Regions from separate parts of the Mus musculus genome. Here regions 2 and 3 are each linked to region 1. Evidence: chromatin loops called from intact Hi-C (ENCODE). Cell type or tissue: left cerebral cortex. All regions are shown on one strand.

What was found. Hi-C counts contacts between places; a loop is a spot of excess contacts. Peaks named below come from ENCODE experiments on the same cell type or tissue, not always from the same donor. Only the 100,000 strongest peaks of a DNase experiment are listed, where the experiment ranks them.
Region 2: it touches region 1 in a loop (4-fold over the local background); 15 of 42 quality-filtered maps call a loop at or near these places.
Region 3: it touches region 1 in a loop (4-fold over the local background); 17 of 42 quality-filtered maps call a loop at or near these places.

The regions. Positions count from the first base shown.
Region 1 is chr6:51,855,021-51,863,020 of GRCm38, reverse strand. Skap2 (src family associated phosphoprotein 2) reads left to right here. Exons shown (of 13, transcript NM_018773.2): 12 at 2,922-3,022; 13 at 3,451-3,856. The coding sequence ends at 3,014. Among named protein-coding and RNA genes, the nearest start is that of Gm38811, 150 kb to the right of the region's middle. RefSeq lists an enhancer at 4,407-5,786. In left cerebral cortex, a CTCF peak has its summit at 4,979 (motif pointing right); DNase peaks (open chromatin) are centred at 4,996, 6,449 and 7,682.
Region 2 is chr6:51,609,123-51,617,122 of GRCm38, reverse strand. No RefSeq gene overlaps it. Among named protein-coding and RNA genes, the nearest start is that of Snx10, 89 kb to the right of the region's middle. In left cerebral cortex, a CTCF peak has its summit at 4,699 (motif pointing left); DNase peaks (open chromatin) are centred at 4,393 and 4,668; H3K4me3 peaks cover 998 bases; H3K27ac peaks cover 1,358 bases.
Region 3 is chr6:51,374,138-51,382,137 of GRCm38, reverse strand. It overlaps Gm6559 (predicted gene 6559), which reads right to left and starts at 2,428. Exons shown (of 3, transcript NR_110455.1): 1 at 2,203-2,428. In left cerebral cortex, a CTCF peak has its summit at 3,518 (motif pointing left); DNase peaks (open chromatin) are centred at 1,692, 2,019, 2,400 and 3,497; H3K4me3 peaks cover 1,069 bases; H3K27ac peaks cover 1,036 bases.

The DNA.
Region 1 (8,000 bases):
TTTCTTTATTAATAAGGTTTGAGGGGTGATTTTTAAATGATCCATCTGTGGCTTTCTAGAACGATGCTATAATTACTGTGTAGATTTTAAGACAACATGTTAGTTACTGATGGCATTATTTCCAACCATTAAGCAATCTATCATTTGTGATCACATATGTTTGGGGCAAAGAAGCTAGCTTTCTGTTTTGGAAGGAAACCTTGCATGATGTTGAATCTTGAGGCTGAAGTTGAGAAAACTGTTCTAGTCCAAGGAGCGTTTTCATCCCGATTTATGGGCTGCAGATGGTTTAATTGGGATTCATGTTGCTCAGGAGGCTCGTCCAGAGGACGGTGGAGATGCAAGGGACGCTCCTGTGTGCAGTCTTGTTGACTACTCTGACGGCTGCAGTGCACAGCTGTAAATCTGCCTTCTAGAGTTTTTGTCTCGCTATATTTTATCTTATGTCTTCATTTCACACAGGAGTATTACATGGAATTATTTATAAATAGAAAGTAAGAAATATTCTGATTTTTATTCTTACCATTTTCTGAATATGATCTGATATTTTAGAGCATTTTCATGAGGTGTGTATTTCATACATGGGGGTGTATTTTAAATTAAATGAAGCATTTATGATTACGTATTGTAACAGTTTTCTTTCTCTCTGTAATGTTCTGTGTAAGGGGTCTGTTTCCAGCTGAGAAAGCTCCTCTCTGTTGCCTGCAACTGACCATTCTAGTTAATTACCCTTACTGCTCTACCACACAGAGCATCAGACTTTCTCAAGTAAAATCTCTTGTCTTAATTTGAGGATTTATGCTCTTTGGGGGAATAATAATAGGTCCTTAGTTGACAGTACAGATTATAGCCAAAGCAGAATATTGTAAAGTCCCATAAAGCTCCATGACCTGACTGTTGTCTCCAGGCTGAGCATCACTCCTTGGCTGCAGCTTCAGGTCAGTGGTCTGCCCTCCCACTGGGTGCTTTCTGGGTCTCCTATTGGCAGGCTAGACCCTTTGCTCTTCTGATGTAATCGGTTGGGGGGGAAATCTAAGGCTGGTATTGGGTGAAAGCTTTCACTCCCAGACTTACCCCATTGATCCATTTTGATATCTTACAATACACACCTTTGATCTGTAAAGTATTTTTGTTTGGCTAAGCAGTTGGGCTCCAGTTGTATTCATTTCCTTAAAAACTGAAAAGGACAGTTTTATTGGGTGCCTTCTAGGATACAGTGATTGCTAGTCTAGTTTTCAGTAAGTTGATATTTCCTTTTGATAAATATGCCTTATGTAGATTACATGCATCATTGCTGAGTTCTGGACCGAGTGTTCATTGCTTGGACAGTTTTGTCCACTAAAGTTGCACTATCAGTGAACTTTTAAACTTAATACCTTTATTCCACCACCTCAAGAATCAAAGCTGTACCCTTATTAGAACAAGAAATATGAGGTAAGCCTTTTTGCCCCCTCTCCTTCCCGCTTTGTTCTTTGAATAAGCCTAATTCTGCTACTGCCCACCACTTTAAAAGCACTCATAGATTTTATCCCTTAATTTATAGGTAGACTGTCTGTCGATACATACATGCTAATGTTGCTACATTTGTATTGAAGGATAGCATAATTTTCCCTGCGATGGTCAATAGCATACAAATCAATATGAATGTTAAGCCTGCATGTCTATCAACCCTCCCTTCCCTGCACATAACTCAGTGTGCATATGCACATTTATCTATGACTCAGACGTTGGAAAATCATAACCTATTGAATTACTTTGGGGATTGATTTTAAAAATTTATCTTATATGAAAAATTAAATTTGGGTCTTAATGCTTGTGCAGAGTATTGCTTTTGGAAGATATTATTCTTGAAACTTGTAATTCATTTTACTTGTTTGTATCTCACTAAACATAAATAAATTTGAGATAAAAATACATTAGTCAATCTGGCAGACAGAGGCCGGTTAAGGAGGGTTCACAGTGCCTAAAGCAATGTTGTGTCTGTCAGTGGGGAATGGAGGAGAGAAGAGAGGGCCAGGTTTGTTTATCTCACATTGTAACGTGCAGAGCACCTCATCAGTCACTCTGTTCACAGATTAATATTCTGCCTTTCAAACTAGAGGACTTTCCTTTCCTCTTGATCTTCCACACTGCAAGCAAACCTAACAGAACCTTGACTTTAACATGCCTCCAAGTTTAGGCAGTCCAGGATCAGTAGAGAAACAGGAAAAGCTTTGGGATATTATTTTCAAAGACTCCACTTGTGAATTATTTTGTATTGGTATTAGTGAATTTTTAATTTTAGTATTTTCTTATTCTCCACTTTAATCATCTTTAAATGTACTAGATTTTCTGAAGAAGGGGTGCACCCTGAGTTCTAAGCCACTTAAGTTTAATCAGGACTTACTAGTTTGTTGTTGTGCCCTCCCATCCCCAAGAATGACTTTGGTCCTTGCTAGATAGATAATAAGCTTCCTGAAGGCACGTGCAACCCCTCTGGCTTCATGGCTTTAGCCTACGGCGCACGAGGCTGCACTGTGGAGAGAATGAGAGCCCCCGAAACTAGCTCCGGCTGTGCTCATTCTCCACATTCTTCTGCGAGTGACTGCTTCTGCACTCTGCCCAGTAATGAAAACGTTTTGTGTTGTACAGTAATTTAAATACTTGCCAACAGCAGTGGGTTTTGTTTGTTTGTTTTTTTTGTTGTTGTTTCTGTCTGTCTGTCTGTTGTTTTGTTTGTTTGGGGGTTTGTTATTTTTGTTTCTTTTTGTTTGGTTTGGTCTGGTTTGGTTTATTCAAAAACAAAAAGGATGGAAATGTTCCATTTGCAGCTCCAGCACTTGTAGCTTTCTTTATAAGGAATCATTTCTAAGAAGTTGCGTACAGACAGCACTGTGCTTGCCCCAACCTCGTGGCTAATCCTGCGTATTGTTTTCAATTAGGAATACAATAGATATGGCTGGTGGGTAGGAGAGATGAAGGGAGCCATTGGCTTGGTGCCTAAAGCCTACCTAATGGAGATGTATGATATTTGAGAGTCTGGGTAAGTACATTTTAATCCAATATTCTGTAATAGCTCTTATGTTCTCTTGCTCTCTTCCTTGTGTCTTTGCCTTTTTAAGTCTTTGTAGTTTTCTGATAACATAAGTATGGTGCCCCAAATCTGTTTTTATTTTTGTTTTATTTTGTTTTGCTTCAGCTTTAATTTTTAAAAATAACTCTAGAGAATTTACTTTGGAAGTGAACAGATTACTTAAAGTTCCTTTGATAATAACCAGCTGTGTTCGTAAACCTCCTCCTAGCTAGTAAAATGCCACTTTTATGGCCTTCCTGAGGAAATTAATTGAAAACCGTTGAGCAAATTTTCACTTTTGTTTGAGTAAAAATGTTTTTTCTTTCTAAGCAGGATAAATAAAGAGCATTTCTACTGAAGAAGAAAACTTAAATGTAGCTTTCTCTTTTTGCCTGCAGAGAAGTCTTGTGTCTGTCTGCAAGTGCCTTGGAACATGGAATGCCTGAGTGCCTGCTCGGAGCCACCTTCCTTTGGGTGAACATTCCTGCCTCAGCTGCCATTCGATGTAGTCACGCACTAAAGCACTCTGATGTCAGATTGAGCAGGCAGTGATGGGTTACATTAGATACAAGCAGTAGAGATAAGACCTGTTGCTGTTTTGCAAATAATAATTAGTTTTAATTTACCCGTTTGGTTTGTATGGTAGAATTCACTGTGATTGTACGTGAATCTTAGTCATTGAAGCGCCGGTGAGGGTTGCTGTTTCTCTTAGTCGCTGGGTGTAAGTTATTTTTAGAGTGCCACAAATAATTTCCTAGACTTTGTACATTTTGAGTCAATAATAAAGACTTCTTTAAAGCTGTAGAGATGACTTAGCCTGGTATTTTATTCTTCATAGAGTAATAACATGTTTTCATTAAAGAAGTTGTATAGACTCACGGGTTTACCTGCTGTAGGTAAGAAAGAATAAACCGGTGCTTGAATTACAGATAGAGGGAAAGTGGCAGCCTGCTGTCCGCTGGCGCACAGATCAAACCAGAGCCGGGTTGCTGAAAGCCCTTCAGTATCCTAATTTGATGATGGGCTTGCCAGTGTTTTCTAATATAATTTTATTTAAATTTAATGAAATCAAAGATTCATAAGAAAGCCCATTTACCATTAATACAATGGTATAAACAACTTGGGCATGTTTTCAGAGTCCGAGGCAGGCAGGTATTCGCTGACCTCTCTGACTCTATCACTGCACTATCACAATCCCACCGCTAAGTAGCAGTCCTGGCCGAAACTCCTGTGCGCTGCTCTGGACCAAACGGAAGAGACAGACTCTTGCGGGATGGCAGCAGTTGGCAGCCAGCAGTGAGTGAAGGGAAGGCTGACTTGCTCTCTGATACTGCTGTTGATGCATGGGTAAGGGTTGCAGAATCCTGACTCTTTCATATATAGTTAAAATTGGGGTGTTTTTAATCATCTCTAGAGACGGCAGGAGAGCCTTACTCTGTCTCAGATGCACCAGTGACTAGATATTTTGGAGTAAATGGGATCTACTATTGAATCATTCTAGTGCAGGTTCTAGCTTTTGCCTAATTTTGCAGGTCGGAATGCAAATGGGCTGATAATATTTTTTAAATCTCCACTATTTATGTAAAACTATATTTACAGGCAATAGTAGAGTGTTTATTTTACTGTTATACTATGTATGTTGTGATCACTCATTTTCCAAAGTCAAAGAAAAAAATCCTGTTTACCTATGTAGACATAGTTCAAGTTTTCAGAAATTACATTTGTACAGTTACTCATTTCCTACTAAAGTGTCATCTAAATAGGTTGAAATCATCTTGGCAAAAGTTAGACAGGCAGAAATTAATTCAGTGGTTCATCTTTCAGAGCCAGCATGGTTGAAAAGCCAAGCCTAGCCTATGGTTACGGGGTTGTGCCTTTAACCTAAGTGGCCAGCAGATGGCAGCAGCTTGTCGTTTGCACGTGGACCCACTTGGGAACCCCTCCCCCACCACAGCCGACTGAGAGGCCGTGTGATTTCCGTCTTCTTTTCCAGTTAATCCAGGAGAGGGAGTCCTTTGCCAACGGATGGCCCCCGTTTCCAGCACAGAGGCCGCTCTTCCCAGAGCCGTGTGTGGCCTTTGTTCTTTTCTAAACGTGAATATACATGGGAGATAGAAGACTGGAACCAAAGGCCTTTAAAATTGGGAAAGATGAGAAAACCTGCCACTCCCTGTGCTTTAAGTGCGCTTTCTGTTGAGTTGATAAACTCATCTTTGTGCTATGAAGAAGTTTCTCTCTACCCTTGACAGTACATCACATTCTCTTCAAGATCATAATAACATCATTAATGTGAATTTAAACAACAGGGCTTGTTAGAAAATATGCTAATTGTTATGTTCTCATTATGTTTGCCTAGCTTTTATTTGTTTTTCTATGAACAGTTAGAGAGCTAATTTTTCTGAAAGGTGATTGTAAGTCATATTTTATATAGCATTTTGCTTGATGGTTTGCTCTGTACTGAATTTGTACTCTGTTGCCATTAGATCTTACAATAATGTTCCACTCTGCAAATTTTTAAGGTTCAAATAAAGTTTAATTGTTTGCAAACTGTTATGATGCTAATAATTCAACAGCCTGCTGTGTTACTAATGAAATTACTTTGTTATGATTAATTTGGAGAATAGTGTGTTGATTGTAGTAATTAAGCACAACAAGGTGAAGTAAATGATGCTAATGCCATCTGGCCTCCAAACCGAATGAAGAAATGAAATAGGGCTGTCATTTGAATTTATTCAAAGAAGTAAGCATCGTGCACATGGCTCCCATGTCTGTGGGGTTTGCACTTAACCACCGCTCACCCCACCCCATTTTGACCACTTTTCGGCATATGACAGGTTTGTTTTTTGTTTTTTGTTTTTTTAATGAAAAATGGTGTTGGTTGTCCAGTAGTTGATGTGAATACTTGGTTTTAAACTGATTATTTTAACTGTAATTCAATTACAGATAATTACATACAGTACATAGGAGCGTAGCGAGGAGAATCACTTTGCAGCCATCTGTAGGTAAAGTCGGTACATGTGGGCCTTTTTATTTTCTGTCAGTGGAGAAACACTTTGGCCCTAGCCCTTCACAAGTAGCCCGGCTCCCTTTGCTTGTTTTAAAGTGTTTGTCTTTACTGGTGGAGTCTACTCTTGTTGCTTAGGTACAGCCATGAGATGTGGTACAGCCTGGAGCAGGGCAAATGGTCTCCAGTAAACACCTGTGAACTGCCTTGATACCCTACAGTAGGTCAAGACTTAAGATTTAAGAAGAGGGGAAAAAAAGAACTTGATCTTTGTACCCAGACAAACAAAAACCAAACAGCCACAATCCTTCGCAACCGGTCCTCTTTCCTGAGGCCTTAGCAGCTGGGCACCGGGTTTGTCGGTTACCGAGTGTAGCAAAAGTGTAGGTGACTGCAACATCAAGCTATAGCACTGTGCTTAGCCACGTGTTCAAGGTTATGTAACTTTTTCAAGTGAGAGGCACAGGTGGCTCAAGGAGCTTGGAGCAAGCATGTAGCTCCTCTTTCCGAGCACCCTAAGCTACCACTGCCTTCATTACCCTCAGGCAATGTCAGAGGAGCCAGCTCCCACCCTGTACCTTAGAAAAAAGCCCTGTAGAATTTCACCTTGGGTGGATCTGATAAGAATTTCAGAGTCAAGTGTGGTGGCATGTGGCTGTGATAGAGGCAAGAATATCAAAAGTCCCAGGCCAGTCTGGGCTACATAGTATCATCCTGTATTAAAGGGAATCAATAAAGGAAAAATCCTAAGAGGAAAAGTTTCACGGGTCCAATTATAATATAATTATTGTGCTTTAAAAAAAAAACCACAAAAACAAAACCAAACAAACAAAAGACCCCCTCTACCCTCTGACTTCTCAAAAGTCCTGTGATGATCATAGTAACTTGGATGTGTACAGCCCCCAGATGAGAGGAGACACTGCTGTAGATAACTCCAGTCAAACCCTTGGTTAGCATCAACCCGTAACATTTGCAATGGGGATGAGCACAGGAAACACTTGTGCTTGTGGCAAAGCTGCAGAGTCAGGCCTCCTCCCCCAGCAGAGACAGGCATACACACACACACACACACACGCACACACGCACACACGCACACACGCACGCACGCACGCACACACACGCACACACAAGTCCTCAAGTGTTCCTAACATCTTGACTTTAGATTCTGTTTCCCCAGGAATCTTAAAGGAACCTTATTTTAAGAGTCTTCCTTTTTGGGGAGGCAGAGGCAGGCAGTTCTCTTGAGTTCGAGGCCAGCCTGGTCTACAAAGTGAGTTCCGGGACAGCCAGGGCTACACAGAGAAACCCTGTCTCGAAAAAAACAACAACAACAACAAAAAAAAGTTTTCCTTTTTATTATCCATTACTCAAATGGTAAGATAGTACTGCACTTGTCTGTTTCCTGTTTATCGGCCTCAACTTTTAATATAAAAACATCACTCCTGTTAGGGTAAAAGGTGCCTCATGAAGCTCAAACAGCAATTTAGCTCTTATTTGAGAAAAAATGTCACGCAGATACTCTCAGGGGAGGAAATTAACAACACCAAAACCTGCCAGTAACAAACAGCGTCCTCGGACTAGGACAGGGTTCCCACAAATAAGCTGATCCCCACACTCTGTCTTCCTCTCCCAACCCCAGACAGTCTGTATAAAACTAATCAGCCTGCGCCTGTCACGTTCCACGCGGTGACACCGATTTCCTAAGAGTGGCTGACGTTACCGTTTGCGGTGCTATGTACTTTTCTCGATTCTCACAACAGCCCTAGTGAGTTCTGTTTGTCACTTGCTTTCCTGGTCACAGTCACCTACACTCTCTGTACTCGGTAACTGACAAGCCCAGTGCTCGTGTGGATGTAGTTAGGATGTAGTTAGGGACGTAGTTAGCTGCTAAGGCCTCAGTGAAGAGGACGGTTGCTTATTCAGAGCATCCTTGGAAAGTTTGTC
Region 2 (8,000 bases), 250 kb after region 1:
TCCAAGAGGGTACCACACTCCACAATCACAACATAGTTACAACAATGTCTAATAGTCCTGAAATCTCCATAGCCCTGGGCAAATGGCCACAGAATTTAGGGTACTGTATTACCATGTAGGGATGCACAACCAGTTTTATGGTACTCATGGCCCCCAGTAGTTACTTTTAAGATCTGCAGGTCTTCACTGGAATAGAAACACTTATGCTTCCTGATCCCGTTGGTCCGTGTGGCACGCTCTGCCAGCTGCTCCACTTTATACTTTTCAGTACCAAAACACCATGTGGGCATCCATCCCTCTCTGAACAAAGATTTGCAGATCCCAGAAGTCCTGACCATGAGTGGGTTCATCTTATCCAAGACTTATTTGAAGTCCATACTGGCCTCCAAATGAATCGTATATGATCCTCTCAATGTTTAAATTTATTTTAGTTTCTCTCCTATTTCTGTGACAAAACCCTATGTCCAGAGCAACTTATAAAAGGAAACATTTCATTGAGTGTGTGGTGTCATGGGTTGGAGTTGATGATGGCAGAGCAAAGCATGGGAACAGGAAGAGCTGAAAGCTCACATCTTGGTCCATAAGTAGGAGGTAGAGAGGGCACCCTGGAATGGGGTCAGTCTTTTGGAACCACAAAGTCTGCCTCAGTGACACACCTTCTCCAACAAGATCACACCTTCTAATCCTTTCCCAAAAGTTCCACTAGTGTGGACCAAGTATTCAGATATATGAGCCTATGAGGGACATTATTATTCAAACATAACTTCTGAGGCAGCATGGTGGTAGGGAGCAAGCAGCAGGCCTGGTGACTGGAGCAGAAAGCTGAGGGCTCAAGCTTTGAACAAGCATGAAGCAGAGAGGGCAACTGGAAATACTACAGTTTCTAAGCTCTCAAAGCCCACCTCTGGTGACATATGTCTTCCAACGAGGCCACACCTCCTAAACCTCCCCAAATGCACCGCCAACTGGGGACCAAATATTCACATGCATGGGCCCCTGGGGGACATCATTCAGACCATCACAAGACTCAAGATGTTTCCCATGTGTCTCAGTTTATCCAGAAGGAAACAAAATAAACATAAACAGAGCACCCGTAAGATCAACGATGTGATAAATGAACATCTCTTATGTTTGACTTGTCAAATATGAAGAAGTTCGGTGGAATTCTCGGATAAGTGGAGAAGACTGTCTTGTTGGTCTCACCAGTCTTTTTGAACACTTGAACTTCACAAAAGAAAACAAAAAAGCCAGAGGGACTCAGGTGAGACTTTGCCTTGCATAGCCTTGTACATTAATTTAGTGGTCTCCAAAATATCTTCCAGTGAGATGACAAATCTGGTATTTCATTCATGTGGAACCTAGTCAGGCTAGCAAGAATGCCTTTTAATTTTCTCAGAGGTCAAGGGCAGCAGAAAGCTGTTGAAAAGAGAACTCTTACTGTTTGTAACTTTTCAATAAATATTTGCTGAAAAGATAAATCAGTGTGAGCTTATTCTAGTTCTCCCACAGTGGTGAGCTGTCACCAAAATTCATCTGCTTTCGGTGTGATTTCGGCTCAATCATGTTTTTATCTTGACTAACGGGACTTCATTCTCTATAGTGTGACTTCTACGTTCACCATCTTTACCACAGTGCTAGAGCTGGACTCTCACCAGGGAGCTGAGGGGAAAACTTGGTGGAAGAATTCACTGCCAGGCACATCACAAGTGTGCTGCATGATGGAACACAACTTGGGCCAGGAGTGGGAAAACAGACACACGGCTGATAGCTGCAGGTGGTTGACTTGGCAGTGTGGGCCAGCATTGAACTGTACATTTCTTTGCCTCAGAACCTCCACTGCTGGACATTTACCCTACAAACGTTTGTCTACATTTGGAAGTGCAAACACATGCTCAATGTTGTGAGGGTAGAAATGGCGGGCCTTTAAAAAAAATGGCTTCCTTATCCTGTCGAACTCGTGCAGTCATTACAAAAGATGAGCAGAGATGTTCAATCTACTATTAATTAATAATCAAGACCTTGAAGAATAATGTTTCTTGTTAACTCACTTGTGTAACTAAAGAACAGAAACATACAATTGTCCACGTACAAAAGTACTGGAAGAATATACAAAAAAAAAAAATCAGTGGTTGTGACATTGCAAAGTATAGAAGAAGGAGCGGAGGGAAGATTTTATCTTGTTTTATATAGTTGAATTTTGTTACTACTGAATATGTCGCCTTCATGATTTTTAGCCTCTTTCATCTTCTTACTCACTTTTGCTTTATCTATCTTGGGTTAGCCATTAAGTTTTCTCAAGATTGAGGTTATTTATTTTGTATTAATTCTCTCTCTAACATAAATCTATTTCCCAAGTGTGTTCTCCCCAAACCATTTCTTCTCTTTAAATATAACCTTCCATAGCTCTTCAGCCTGTGGTTAATCAGACAAAACTCTAGTACATGAACCTCACTGCAAATATTAAGTTTCAATTTTTTAAAAAAAGATTTATTTATTTTATGTATGTGAGTACATTGTCAATCTCTTCAGACACACCAGAAGAGGGCATCGGATCCCATTAAAGATGATTGTGAGCCACCATGCGGATGCTAGGAATTGAACTCTGGACCTCTGGAAGAACAGTCAGTGCTCTTAACTTCTGAGCCATCTCTCCAGCCCCGGAGTTTCAAATTTTATATGTAGGAGAAAAGACTCGACATCAACAGACAGTGCCTGGATACAGGAGGTCAAAGACCCAGGCGCCCTGTACTGGGAGCCACGGGAGGGCTTATCTGGGGCATTTCTGGTTGTGCTTTAGGACCACGAGCACTCCAATCTCAAGATATGGCCATTATCTCCGGATCATTGCCACGATAGACCCAAACAACTCCAGTCTATCGTGTCAATGTGTATTCCGGGAGTCTTTAGTGCACGGATCATTGGTGAGGCGTACCATAAGAGCCCAGTAGGAGCCACGGCCGCATGTGGAACCCAGCACACACTCCGGGACTCCCCCAGGCCAGATCATTTGCAGCGCGCGGTGCCAATGCATACTCCGGGAGCCCTTACTCTGCTGCCTGTGCGTGATGAGGAACAATACACACCAAAAGTACTTACGAAATAGTCACAGCACATACACAGTATTCACTTTTCTAAATGACATGTCAGTGAGTTTAGCGTGGGACAAATAACCCCTAAACGGCACAAAACACTCCTAGAAGCCAACATAGCACACCATGAGACCGTGGCATGACTGCGGGCACGCCTACTGTAAACAAAGGAAAGAACGCATACCCATTAAGCCACGGGCTACGGGCTCAGGCTCCGCTGTGTATTGTCAGGAGGTTCCCCACCCCGACAACCAGTTCTGATGACTGTCCTTTTCCCTGCCCAGTTTCAACCCATCTGCAGAGGAAGAGTGGGTGGTACAATCAGAGCTAGAAAGTTCCTTGGGTCTTGCACCTCCATACCAACACTGCCCAACAGAAATAGAATATCAGTCACAGACATAATTGTAAATGTTGTTCTCAGCCACACAGCTCTAAAGAATAGAAAGCAATATTTGACTATAACACTCTATTTTATTTCACACACTATATCGAGAATATGAGCCTTTCAACATCCAATCAGTACTTTACAACAACGACCGAGAAAGTTCACTCTCTTTCCCTCACACCTTATCTTTGCAGGATTTGGACCACACTGTAGGTCCCAGATGGCCTGATGGGCAGCTGGGAAATGAATACCAGGTGGGTAAGGGGTCATGTCTTCCTTTGCCCATCTAGACAGTGTGCCTGTCTTTCTTCTTCCTTTCCTTATCAAGACTGCTAGTGTTTTCATGGTGGCCTGGGCCGGTAGGTCCGATATGGGTTTTGTAATCATAAACATGCTCATAAATACGTATTCAGAAAGACAAGAGGACAGTCCTTTGGGCCCCACAGCTAAACGCCAGCTTTAGGTCATCTCCTTGCAGCTGAAGCTGAAGGTGATCAAGGATGCCAGCAGAGAGAGAGAGAGAGAGGGGGGGGGGTGCAGAAAGGACTTCAATGTGAAGATGGTTGGTTGTGCATCCCCGGGGTCGCAGGGTCACTAGACCTAGGGGCGGCCTCTGATCTGAGACTAGGAGTCTCATCAGAGACACAAAGGGGAGGGAGGGGTGTGACAACGGAGACAAAGCGGCTGGGAAGAGAGAGATGCGAGCACTGGCGGCGGCGGCGCAGCCCCGGGACTCAAGGGACGGCCGGGGCGGGGGCGGGGGATGGCAGGCGACACGGCAGGCGATTTGAATATCAGGCTCTGCCACACTCGGGGCGCCGCTGACAACTTCATTACCTCCGCATATAAAAATGACTGCCGGGGAATGCAAATGGCTCGCGCGTCTCGACCGCCTGCCCCCGCTCCGCCGCGGGGCTGCGGGCCCGGAGCCGCCACCGCGCCGGGGTAATGAGCGGCCCAAGGCGCCTCCTCCCCGCTGGCTGGCAGAGCCTGGACGGCGTCTAGGGCGTTGCCCAGGCTCCGCCGTGTCTCCCGTGCCTGACGCTCCGCTCTCATGAGAGCAGTGTTCCTAACCTTGAACCCTGATGGCGCGGGTCCTGCCTATGCCCAGGTCACCACCCCGGAGGGCACACGACCTCAGCCTTAAAGAGGGTTCCCATCTATGCAGCTGGGAACGTGGAACTACATGCTGCTCCTCAGCCTTTCAGATCCTGCTGCCACCCGGAGGACACGGAGGCACCTGCAGGACCACCTCCCTAATCCATCCTCCAGATGGGAAACTAAGGCAAACGGAAAAACAGTATTTACTGGCGCCTTTGTCCTTTGGTACGGAAAAACCGAGGTCTCCCTCCTTAGCAAGAAGTCACACCTTGTGACAACTCCCATGGAAGGCCACCATGACAATAATTGAGCGCACCTTCGAGGCTCTCTCTATGTGAAGTGCAAGGCAATGCCACCTGCTTTCCTCGACACACACACAACCTATGGCTGTCCTGGAAACTGCAGCTTTAGCTAAGCCTGGAAAGAAACCCAGGGTAATCCAGCTAGGAAAGCTGTATATTCCCACCACCCTGGAAGTTTACTTTCTGGAGCCCTTCCTGCAGTACAGGACCTACCTACCACTTTACCCTCCCTCTCCCACTGCAACCAGAGATCAACACAAGCAATCTCTGCCTTCAGGGATCAAGTCCTTGCCATGTCCAAGGATTGGTTTTGAAAAGAGTGCGTCACCAGTTCTAACCAACACCATTTGAAGAGACATCAGTAGGAAGAGCCAGGGAAACAGGAACTTCTTGTCCTAAGAAAGTGGAAGAGATTTCCATTACTCAGCTGGGTGTGTGTGTGTGTGTGTGTGTGTGCGTGTGTGTGTTTTGCTTTGACCTAGTAACTACAGAAGAGAACGGTAACAAAGCTGCCCTTTGTTGTGGAGAGGAGACTCCTTGGAGACTTACCAAGTTTTGTGTTCAAAAGCTACATAAGAATAAGGACTACAGCCTGGTGTTGAAGCCACCGAGACTTTAATTCCAGAACTCAGGAGGCAGAGGCAGACAGATCTCTGTGAGTTCAAGGCCAGCCTGGTTTACAAACCAAGTTCCAGGACAGCCAGGGCTGTTATAAAGAGAAACCCTATCTTAGATAGATAGATAGATAGATAGATAGATAGATAGATAGATAGATAGATAGATAGATAGATAGATAAATAGATAGATGATACGGACATACAGACATACATACACAGACAGATGCTACAGAACAAAAGAATAAGAAGGAGAGAGAGGGAGAGCAAGAAAAGAAAGTAAGATTTTTTTTTTACAGTTTCTTTTCTAATTGTGTGACTGTTTTCATTTTTAAAAAGCAAAGCTACACAAAATAGATACTATGTTTTATTAATTTTGGAGTTAAGTGGTATTAATCTCAAATATTTCTCTCTGCCAAGAAAAGAAACAAGAATTCCCCAGCAAGACTTCAAGACCCTCCATGGTCTTGAGCTAACCCAACCTTATTCTTCTACCACTGTGGTACCGGTATTGCTGCACCGGCCTCCCATGACGTTCACTGCACTGTGTTGGATATTCACCTTCTCTGTTGTGCCCTCAGATTCTTCCAGGTCCACCTCAAATCCACCTCTTTCAGAGAGCAGACGTAAGCCACCTCTGTAACTGGAACAGTCAGATGCTGATGCTCACACAGTTTTGTCTCTCTTGTTCCCTTGTTTTAAAGACACCACACACACACACACACACACACACACACACACACAAACCGTTGCTTACAGGTAATCTTGTATGCTACAATGGCATTTCTGTGAATCAGAGAACATTAAATCCAGTGGAGAAACCGAGACCCTAGAGTCTAAAGAACTTTCTGGAAATTATGCTAGTTAATGATGGTGTGAGCCAACTTTCTGACTTCCTTCTTTTCTTGCTGGTCTTTATGTAACATGATGCTTTTGATAGTTAACTTGAAGGTAGAACTCACTCCAACCAGGGATCACTTTAGACTTTTAATTCGAGGTAGTATTGCCCATTCCACACAACTCAGAAGAGTAAGGACCTACTCTGCATCCTGGAGACAAAGAGCATCCTCTAGACTCCAGCCCATCAGACCCCAGAGATCCCACCCTCTGCCCTTTTGTGTCTCACACATGGGTCCCTGAATCCTATTCATTCCTGCATCTCTTCAAACCTGCAGCTCAAGGGCACAGGTAGCCAGGCCCTTGCTCCCAGTCTGGTCAGCCCAGGAGGAATGGGGAGGATGGAATGGAAGTGAGCATTGCTGAGCAACCTTCACAGTGAATTTAAAGCCACAACTTAGTCTGGACTCTGACAGTCCTGCATAAGAATATGTGTTTTGTCTGTGGTGCTGGGCTGGAACCCAGGACCTTGCACATGCAGGGGAGTGCTCTACCACGGAGCTTTATCCCCACCCCACAGAGTATATTTTTACTCCTTAGATGTTCGTTGGATTTTCTCCCTGACATCAGTGTTTGGGTTTGGAAGCCCTGGAACCTGTATCTTTTCAGTATGGAATTCTTCCGTTAGCAACAGTCATTCAAACCCACAAGCCATTTTGATCAAGTCATATATCTCTAAATAGGAGGAATTAAGACAGGCTTCAGTTCCTTCTGATTTTTAAGCCATTAAAGCACTGCCAAGTAAATGAAGGGCAGCCACTACCTTTCTTCTTCTTCCTCCTCCTCCTCCCCCTTTCTTCTTTGACCAACAATTGCTATGATCCGCACTAATGAGGTAGAATACGTTAGGAACTTTCTTCACTTAACGTTGCTCATTATTAATAAATTTTGCACTGACAAGCCTAAAGCGAGCACTTTGGATTTATGCACCTAACCTAATTACATATGCCGCGTGTACGCATTTCATTATTTACTTGACAGATTCATTCCTTGATATCATAAATAATTAAAGAAGAATCAAATATTAACAATCAGATACATGTTAATTCTCCTCAAATCTGAAGAAACAAACTATTTTTTTTTACCTTCAGTTCAACAAGCACTGATTAAAATTTCTTTATTAGGCAAATTTCATAAGTTCTTGATCTACTTTTATTTCATCAAAAATTAAACCTGGAACAAATTATTCCAGGGTTACTTTGTGGGCAAAAATGAACACAGCAGCACTTCAGCAAACCACTGGATTCATAGTCTCTCACTTACAAATCTTAAGTACGAAACATGAATCTTCGTGTTCGTTAATTTTCAGATGCAGTTTTTATCATGCACTGGAAGCCAGTACTATATTGGCTGTTAGTAGCATTTAGCCAGAGATGGGTGTCTTGTGGCACAATGGTTTCAACCAAATAGTTATGTTACTACCAGGTTAACTTCCAAGGCACTGTGGATATGGGCAGACCTCAGTGACTCAGGGCTCAGAGTCTCCCTGGCTGTTTCTCTTTCTGCTCCCACGAGCTACTTTAAGATCTTCCAGTCACATGCATCCACATCTTCCTTGATCAAACTAGTCGAACATTTTATCTGATTTGCTTTGGTAGAGCACACCATACAA
Region 3 (8,000 bases), 480 kb after region 1:
TATGCATGGGAGTGTCTGTGTGTGCAGTTGTTGCATGAGTGTGGGTGCCTGCAGAGGCCAGAACATAGTGTTGGATTCCCTGGATTTATAGGCAGTTGCAAGCCACCTAACGTGGGTGCTGTGAACCAACCTTGGGATCTCGTCAAGAGCAGCAAGTGCTCCTAACCGCTGAGCCATCTCTCCAGCCTTTGCTCTCCTATCTTGACCCAGCGCTTGCCATTATGACATTAGCCATTCTCAGAGTCTGGCTGAAAACAGGGAACCAAACTACCTTTGTTAGGGGTTGAACCCCTTCATTTCAGCTCCTGGGTAATCCTTCCGTCCCTCACGGGCTCTAATCTCTGTTCCTTCAATGTTTGTTCCCTAACCTAATCCCTCTGAACTTCTCAGCTGACACTAATGAGTGTCTTAAGAAACTGGAAATTCTTGAATGCACAGGCGGTTCTGGGCGGTTCTGCCCCCCCCCCCTTTGACTTCCGGCAGGGGTTCTGGCTACGGCAGGAAGAGCTGTCAGCTCCTGTGGCCTGGCCTTTCCTTAACTGGTCAGATTTAATTGTGAGTCGCATCAGCTCTCTGACCTTACTCTTTGCTGGTCGCGTGGTTATAAGGTGGGTTCCTTTGACTTTGGTAGATCATGGCAAAGAGGTAGAAGTTAGAAGAGGATACAAACTGAAGATTTTTGGCAGCGGCGGCCATACAGAATCAGGTTACTTTCTAGATCCTTATCTGAGATGATGGTTGTGTTCTAATTTGGAATGGGGCCTGAAGCGCACGGAAGAGGAACATTTCTAAACACATTAAGACGCACGGATGCCTGACACAGGACACTCACTCTGCGCAGAGGCTACTTCTTATCTGAACTCTGCTGCGACTTGTCCGTGTTTTACAAGTGAAAAACTTCCGTGACTTGCCTGAGAAACACCTGAGTCCCCACCCACCCCACCAGAGTCACCAAGTGTACATCATAAATCATTATCTAGATCCTGTTAACATGCATTTTCTTTTTTTCTTTCTTTCTCTCTTTCTTTCTTTCTTTCTTTCTTTCTTTCTTTCTTTCTTTCTTTCTTTCTTTCTTTCTTTTTTTTTTTTTTTTGCTTTTCGAGACAGGGATTCTCTGTGTTGCCCTGGCTGTCCCAGAACTCACTCTGTAGGGATTATTTTCCTCAACTCTTATAGGGATGAAAGCAACGATAGATATGTAAATGAGTGGGTGTGGCCGTGTTCCAGTGGGAAATGTTATGGGCAATGAAATTAGAATTTCGCATAAGCATGAAATGTTATAAAATACACTTTTCTTTTGGTACCCCTCCCATCACTTAAAAACAAACGATTCTTACCTCATAGGCACAAAACATACCACCTTGGCCTTTGAGTCCTAGGGGGTCAAACTTGATGTAGATCATTACAAGTAGAGTAAACCAGATATCTATGTGAGCTTGTGGCCTAGAACATCTTTGTACTGAAACACATTAACACTGAGCAACTTTCCACTTTGTATATGTGCTGCTGGAGCAAGCGCGAGCAACGTTTCCACTTTGGCATAGGTGTGGGAAGCACTACACTTAACATCTGGGTCCCTCTTGGAGGTGGGGATTTCAGAAGGACTGACTGATACTGACTATGAAGCCTAGTAATAACACTGTGGAAGGCTCTGAGCTTGGAGCTGCTCTAGACATTCCGGACTGAACAGGCTTTTGTAAAGACTTGTGCTCATTTACTACGCCCACAGATTCGTCCTTGTTTGGACAGAATAACAGATAAGATAAAATACAAGAGCAAGAAGCCCACTTGCTGTATCCATGTCCACACAGACATGATTCTTCAAGTATCTAAAAGAGGAATACGTGTTATTTAAATTTGTGTTTAATTAAATTGTCTACATAATCAGTCTAAGGATCTTGATGTTGCTATGGTGATGTCACTTAGTGCTTGGATGGTATCTGGTAATAGCAAAAAATTCATTGAGCGTCTATCGCATGCTAAGAAACCACCGGTTATCTCTTTAGCTCCGACATTAAGTGGGCTCGATGGCATTTGCTTCATCTGGCAGATGAGAAAACTGAGGCTAAGCAACATTCTGCCTGTGTCCCCAACCACACAGCTGGGGAGGAGCAGAGCTCACTCCACCCAGCTCCTGGTGCTTTCAACTCCATACCCCCCACCCCCTACCCCCCACCCCACACCTCACCCCAGCGCGCGCACCTGCACCCGCTGAGCTGCGCATGCGCCGCCGCAGCGCGCGAGCATGGCTCTGGCTTCTTTGTGTGCTCCAGAATCTGCGCACGGCCTCGGCCATCTCCGCTTTGTTTTCCGCAGCGCAGTGTTTGTTCGCGAGGCCTTTACCCCCGGAGTAGGTTTCTTGGGGTCACAGTTAAGACGTTTGATCGTACTGAAACTCGTGTTCAAAGATCTCCTTGCACGAAATGGTGTGTGGGCTGGGACGGGAAAGCTGGGTGACACAACTGACTGCAAGGACTGGCTGAGGAAATCGCTCCAGAAACGCAAACCAGCGGATTCTGTGCGGAGGGGGAGCAGGCAGAGGGAGGCTCCTTGATAGAGACTTTCTTCGTTGCGGAAAAACCTGGCAGTGGCGCTAGTATAATGCCGTTGACTTTATTCTTCAGATTTTAATTTACAGCATATTCAGTTTATAGATTTTGTTCCTTTGTTTCTTTGTTCCTGTCTTTGTTCCCATGTTTCTTAAAAGTCCTCCCATATTATTATTATTAATAATTTTAAAGGATTCTTCTTTTCCTATCAAATATCAATTAACTACACTGCTTTGAAACAGCGTTCGGGATGGCTTAGTATTTCCTAAGCCAGTTTATCGAGGGCCCTAAGGAAGTACCATTCCTGAGGCTCTGCTGGCTAAGGCCTGCATTCCAATTTCCGTACTCACAGCCGCTAACCAGAATCCTAAACAAAGAACCAGGAAGTGAGCATGAAAAATGGAAGATAAAAATGTTTCAATTTTCTCAGTCATTTTATTTTTATTATAATTTTAAAAATATTTATTTGAAACAGGGCCTTTTACAGGACATTTTTTTAACTCCCCATGTAACTGAGTCTGTCCTTGAACTCCTTGATCTTGTGCCTCCACCCCCCACCCCTCACCCCCCAAATCCTGGGATTACAGATATGCACCACTACACCTAGCTAGTTATTTTATTTTAAGAATACTCTCTGTGATAAACACCACATTTATTGATCGTTCTTTCAGAGCACTGGTTCTCAACCTTCCTAATGCTCCCTTTAATACAGTTCTTCATGTTGTGACCCCCAACCATAAAATTATTTTGTTGCCACTTCATAACTTTAAATTTTCATAATTAAATATCTGATATGCAGGATATCTGACTTGCAACCCCTATGAAAGGGTCCTTCAGTGTTTGGGGTTGCGACCCATAAGTTAAGAACCACTGTTCTAGAGGACTCTGCTTCCATTTCTAGTACCCACGCGGTGATTCATAACTGTCTGTAACTCTAGTCCCAGGGGATCAGTAGCACCCTCATCTGGCCTCAGCAGGCACTAATCACACTGCAGGCATGTGGTACACACATAATCAGGCAAACACACATACATGTAAAATCAAAAATAAATAGAATCTTAAAAACCAAACCAAACCCCTCCACAATGTTTCACATGAATACTTAGTTTCAGTTCCCCTCAATTTTGGTTTTGTGGCATTTAAATTTCCTAAATACCATAATAAAAATTAGCATCCTAAATATTGGAAGTTTAAGCCATTTTTTCCTTTCATCTCTCCTTCTTTCCCCTTTCTCTTCCTTTCATCGTCTTTCCCTGATAAAAAGGAAGCATTTTTAATATTAAATTTATTAAGAGATATCACTTGTAATGAAATTTTTATGTTCCTTTATTCTAAGGAAGTAGGATGTTTCTCTTGAGCAAGTCACTTGGAAGTCTCCATCCGGGCAAGACATATTTTAGTTAGAAGGCATTTTAGAGAGACTCTGATAGCAAATGAACTGGAAGGAACGCTATCTAATGGAGGGGACGTCATGTTATTGTCTTGCTGTCAGTATAACCCAGAGTGATCGATGGCTACCTCTCCCTGGCATGGGAGATTAATGAATTGACTGTAATTTTGGCAACCTTTGTACACTGAGGTGGGGGTGTCACATACTCTAAGTTGATTTGTGTGAGTGACAGGGCAGTCTTTGAACAGAGAGAGCATCTGATATTCTAGGTGCACTGGTCACTAGTGCTGCTTCAGCTCTGGTCGAAGCAGGCTGCCCTGCCCACCCACATCTGTCCGTGTTACACTAGACATGGCCTTCGCAATTCAACTTGCCTCTCTTGTAAGAGTTCTTGTCAAGAACTGTGTTTGCCAGTTAGTTAAGAGTTATTTGGTCTTACGATTAGTTTTGTAGAGACGTATCCTTTATTTTAGGGAACACATATGAGCATAGGGCTTGCGTTTGGATCCCAGCGCTCATGGAAAAGTCAGACATGGCAGTGTGTGCAGGTAACCCCAGGACTAGGCTTGGGCCAGCAGTCTAACCAAGTTAGTGAGGTCCAGATTACGTGAGGGAGGTTGTCTCAAGCAGTAAGGTGGTAGACATCTCACAGCAGTCTCTGTCTTTCACATGCATGCACATACACCTACATGGGTCTGTGCACACCCATGAGCACATACACAGACACAGAAGAGTCAACCTTAAAAATAAAACAAAACGATAGTTTCACCTCTACCCCTTTAACTACCCCTGCTACTTAAGTCAAAGGGTTTTCTATTGCATTCCATATGACATTCAAGGCAATTATTTTCTTCTTAAATTCTCTCTCTCTCTCTCTCCCTCTCTCTCTCTCTTTTCTTGCATTCTGGCTGTCCTGGAACTTGCTCTGTAGACCAGCTGTCCTCAAACTCAAAGTGATCCACCTGCCTCTGTCTCCTGAGTACTGAGAATAAAGGTGTGTGTGCCAATTATTGCCCGGCCTAAGTTTTCTTCTTTATTGCATTTATTTATTTATTTATTTATTTATTTATATGTTTATTTATATGTTTATTTATTTGTGTGTGTGTGTGTGTTGTGTGTGTATTGTGTATGTGTGTTGTGTATGTACTCAAAGTACCATAGTGTATGTGTTGAGCTCAGAGGACAACTTCAACTTTCGGGAGGTAGTGAGGATCCAAGTAAAGTTATCAGTCTTGGAGGCTGAGCCATCTTGCTGGCTCCACATTTTTTTCTTTCCTTGAGATAGGCTCTATGTGTTATAAAACACAGAGGGAATTAAAAAAAACCAGACCATTATGAATATTTTTGATGGGGGAGAGGTGGCTCAGCAGTTAAGGGCACTGGCTGCTTTTGCAGAAGATCCTGGTTCGATTCCTGCCACCCACAAGGCTCACAACCACAGTAACTCCAGTTCCAGGGTATTCTATGCCCTCTTCTGTCTCCACAGACATGAGGCATGCATGAGATACACTCATCCATACTCATACAATTAAAAATTGTCCCATGGATTTCTCTAGTCAGTATGTGGTTACAAAACTTACAGCTCGTCGACAGATATCTTTAAGAAGAAACAGGCAGCCACACAGGGTGGTTTAAACCTATAATCTCCACACTGGGAAAGCGAAGGCAGGAGGATCACATAATTTTAAGGTCAGCCAGGGCTACACAGAGAGATTTTGTTTCAAAAAATAAAACAAACAAACAAATGAAAGAGAAAAAAGGAGGCAAACAGACACCATGGCCCTTCTGGTGTCAATGGGCAGTTGGATTCATTTTGTCCAGCATCAGCTCTGAGCCTTCAGGTCTCCTATTTCAGCTTCTCAAACATGAGTTGCTCTGAAGACAAAACCCAGAATGTGGGAAACCACGGGCAAAGTGCCTCCGTGGCCTCAATGTGTGAAAAGCCGTGCTGTGTGGAACCCATAGGCTCAAAATAGGCTCAAGAGGTGTGGCAACCGATGGTAGCATATGGATCGCATTTGAACCTTATTTATGAAGAGCATCTAGGAGATGATTGACAGACGTGACCAATGAACGCACGCTTTTCACAGGAATGATAATTATTTTGGGTTGTTTTTTTCAAAAACACTTAGAAATATGCACTATCAACGGTAATAGCACTGGCTGCTCTCCCAGAGGTCCTGAGTTTAATTCCTATCAACCACATGGTGGCTCACAACCATCTGTAATGGGATCTGATGCCCTCTTCTGGTGTGTCTGAAGACAGCGACAGTGTGCTCACATACATAAAATAAATAAATCTTTTAAAAAAAGAAATATGCGCTTACACATCTATTTCACATCTGCGCATGAAGCGATGTGATGTCTGAGACAAGATGAAGCAAGGGCAGCTCTACTGTGGAGATTCTTGAAGCACTGGTAGGTAGGTGGAGTTTACTGCTCTACGAGCCCTACTTGGGTAAATGTTAAAAGCTTTCATGAGAAACACCAAAGCCAACGAAAACAAAGCAAAACAATTATAAAAAAACAAATCCTGTCAGAATCTAGTGGGCCTTCACTGTCCAGTGACACCCAAAGCATTAGAATTCCTGTGCGTATCTCTGGGTCCTGGATAATGGGGGGGTGGGGGTGGGAGGCTTCCCGGGTTGGTGGATAGTCCCTCCCACCACACTACTGTCCTTAACAGAATTTGAGAAAATGGCTGTTTCCCCTGCTTTCTGTCACCTGCCTCTGAGGTCAACTGCTGCTATCAGGACTTGACAGTTGTTATTTGCCTCAAAGCACTTGAGGTCAGGATCACTGCATTAGATTTCCAACACAGTCATTTTTGGACCTGCGTTACTGGCTATCAGTTGGTCATCTTTTTATAGATGACATCAATATCAGCTGGCATATAAAAGCTTTCCCAACCATGATTGCCTTATTAATCAATTCATAAAGCTGATCAGGAAATTGTTAGCGTGCCTGCTAACTCGATAGGTAGAAAATAAATCTTAAAACCCATTTTTGTTGGGTAAGTAGGTATTTTAGGAGGTGGGGAAGGGGACAGAGTTCAAGCACAAAGAAATGCATCTTGTTATTTCATTTGCTTTTCTGTCTCTTAACCTATACTTTCGCTGCTGCAAGCTGCTGTCTTCAGTTATCAGGTAAAAATACATCTGAGTGTAGATAGCCATCGTTGGACAGTCTGGATTGCCTATGTTGTTATTTTCTCCATCTTGGAGAAACGAAATATACAATTTCGAGGTTATTAAAAGATAACCTGTGCTAAAAATGATATGTAGTTTTTGTATTTTAAGAATCAAAACCTCTGGACATTGTGGCACGTGTCTGTAATCCCAGTACTTGGTAGACAGAGGCCAGAGGACTGCCACAGTCGAAGCCAGCCTGGTTCAGGGACCCGTCTCATAAGACGTTTTTGTTCTTTGCCAGCCTTGGAAGTTTCTAGAACTCCAGAATACTATGTCACCCCCTTCCACAAAGCTGTTCTATGTGTGAGCTCCTGGTTCCTGATGGTATCCTCATGGTACCGTTCAGATCTGGGTGGATTAGGAGTCTCTCTGTCTCTCTGTCTGTCTCTCTGTCTCTGTGTCTCTCTGTCTCTCTCTGCCAATTCTTCTATCTTCTGTCCAGCCTGGGTGAGTGTTATTTTTTCTGTTGAATTTTCTATTTGAACAGTATACTATCTGCGACAGAGCTAAACTCAACTCAAGCGCTTAATCCAATACGTAAACAGGGTAAAGAGTTTAGACCGCGGTCCACTCCCACCCCAGGATTTTAGCTGCTGCCTCAGAAGCCATGAGGCCCAACAGGACTCCCGGACCATGGCTGTAGATGCAAGTCTCTGCCGTTTTCACCTCCTCCTGTGTTTTGCGTTCAGAACCTTTCCCGATTTGCATTTGTGTGGCCACATGTGGCCATGCCTGTGGCTACTCAAGGATCCTTTAGTGCCGCCAACCAACTCTGGCAGAAGAAGGCCAAACACCTACACGGAGGGCGGGCTGACATTTAGTTTGTGGAACAAATAGTAATACAACCTATGTTGCTTTGTTCTTTGAAAG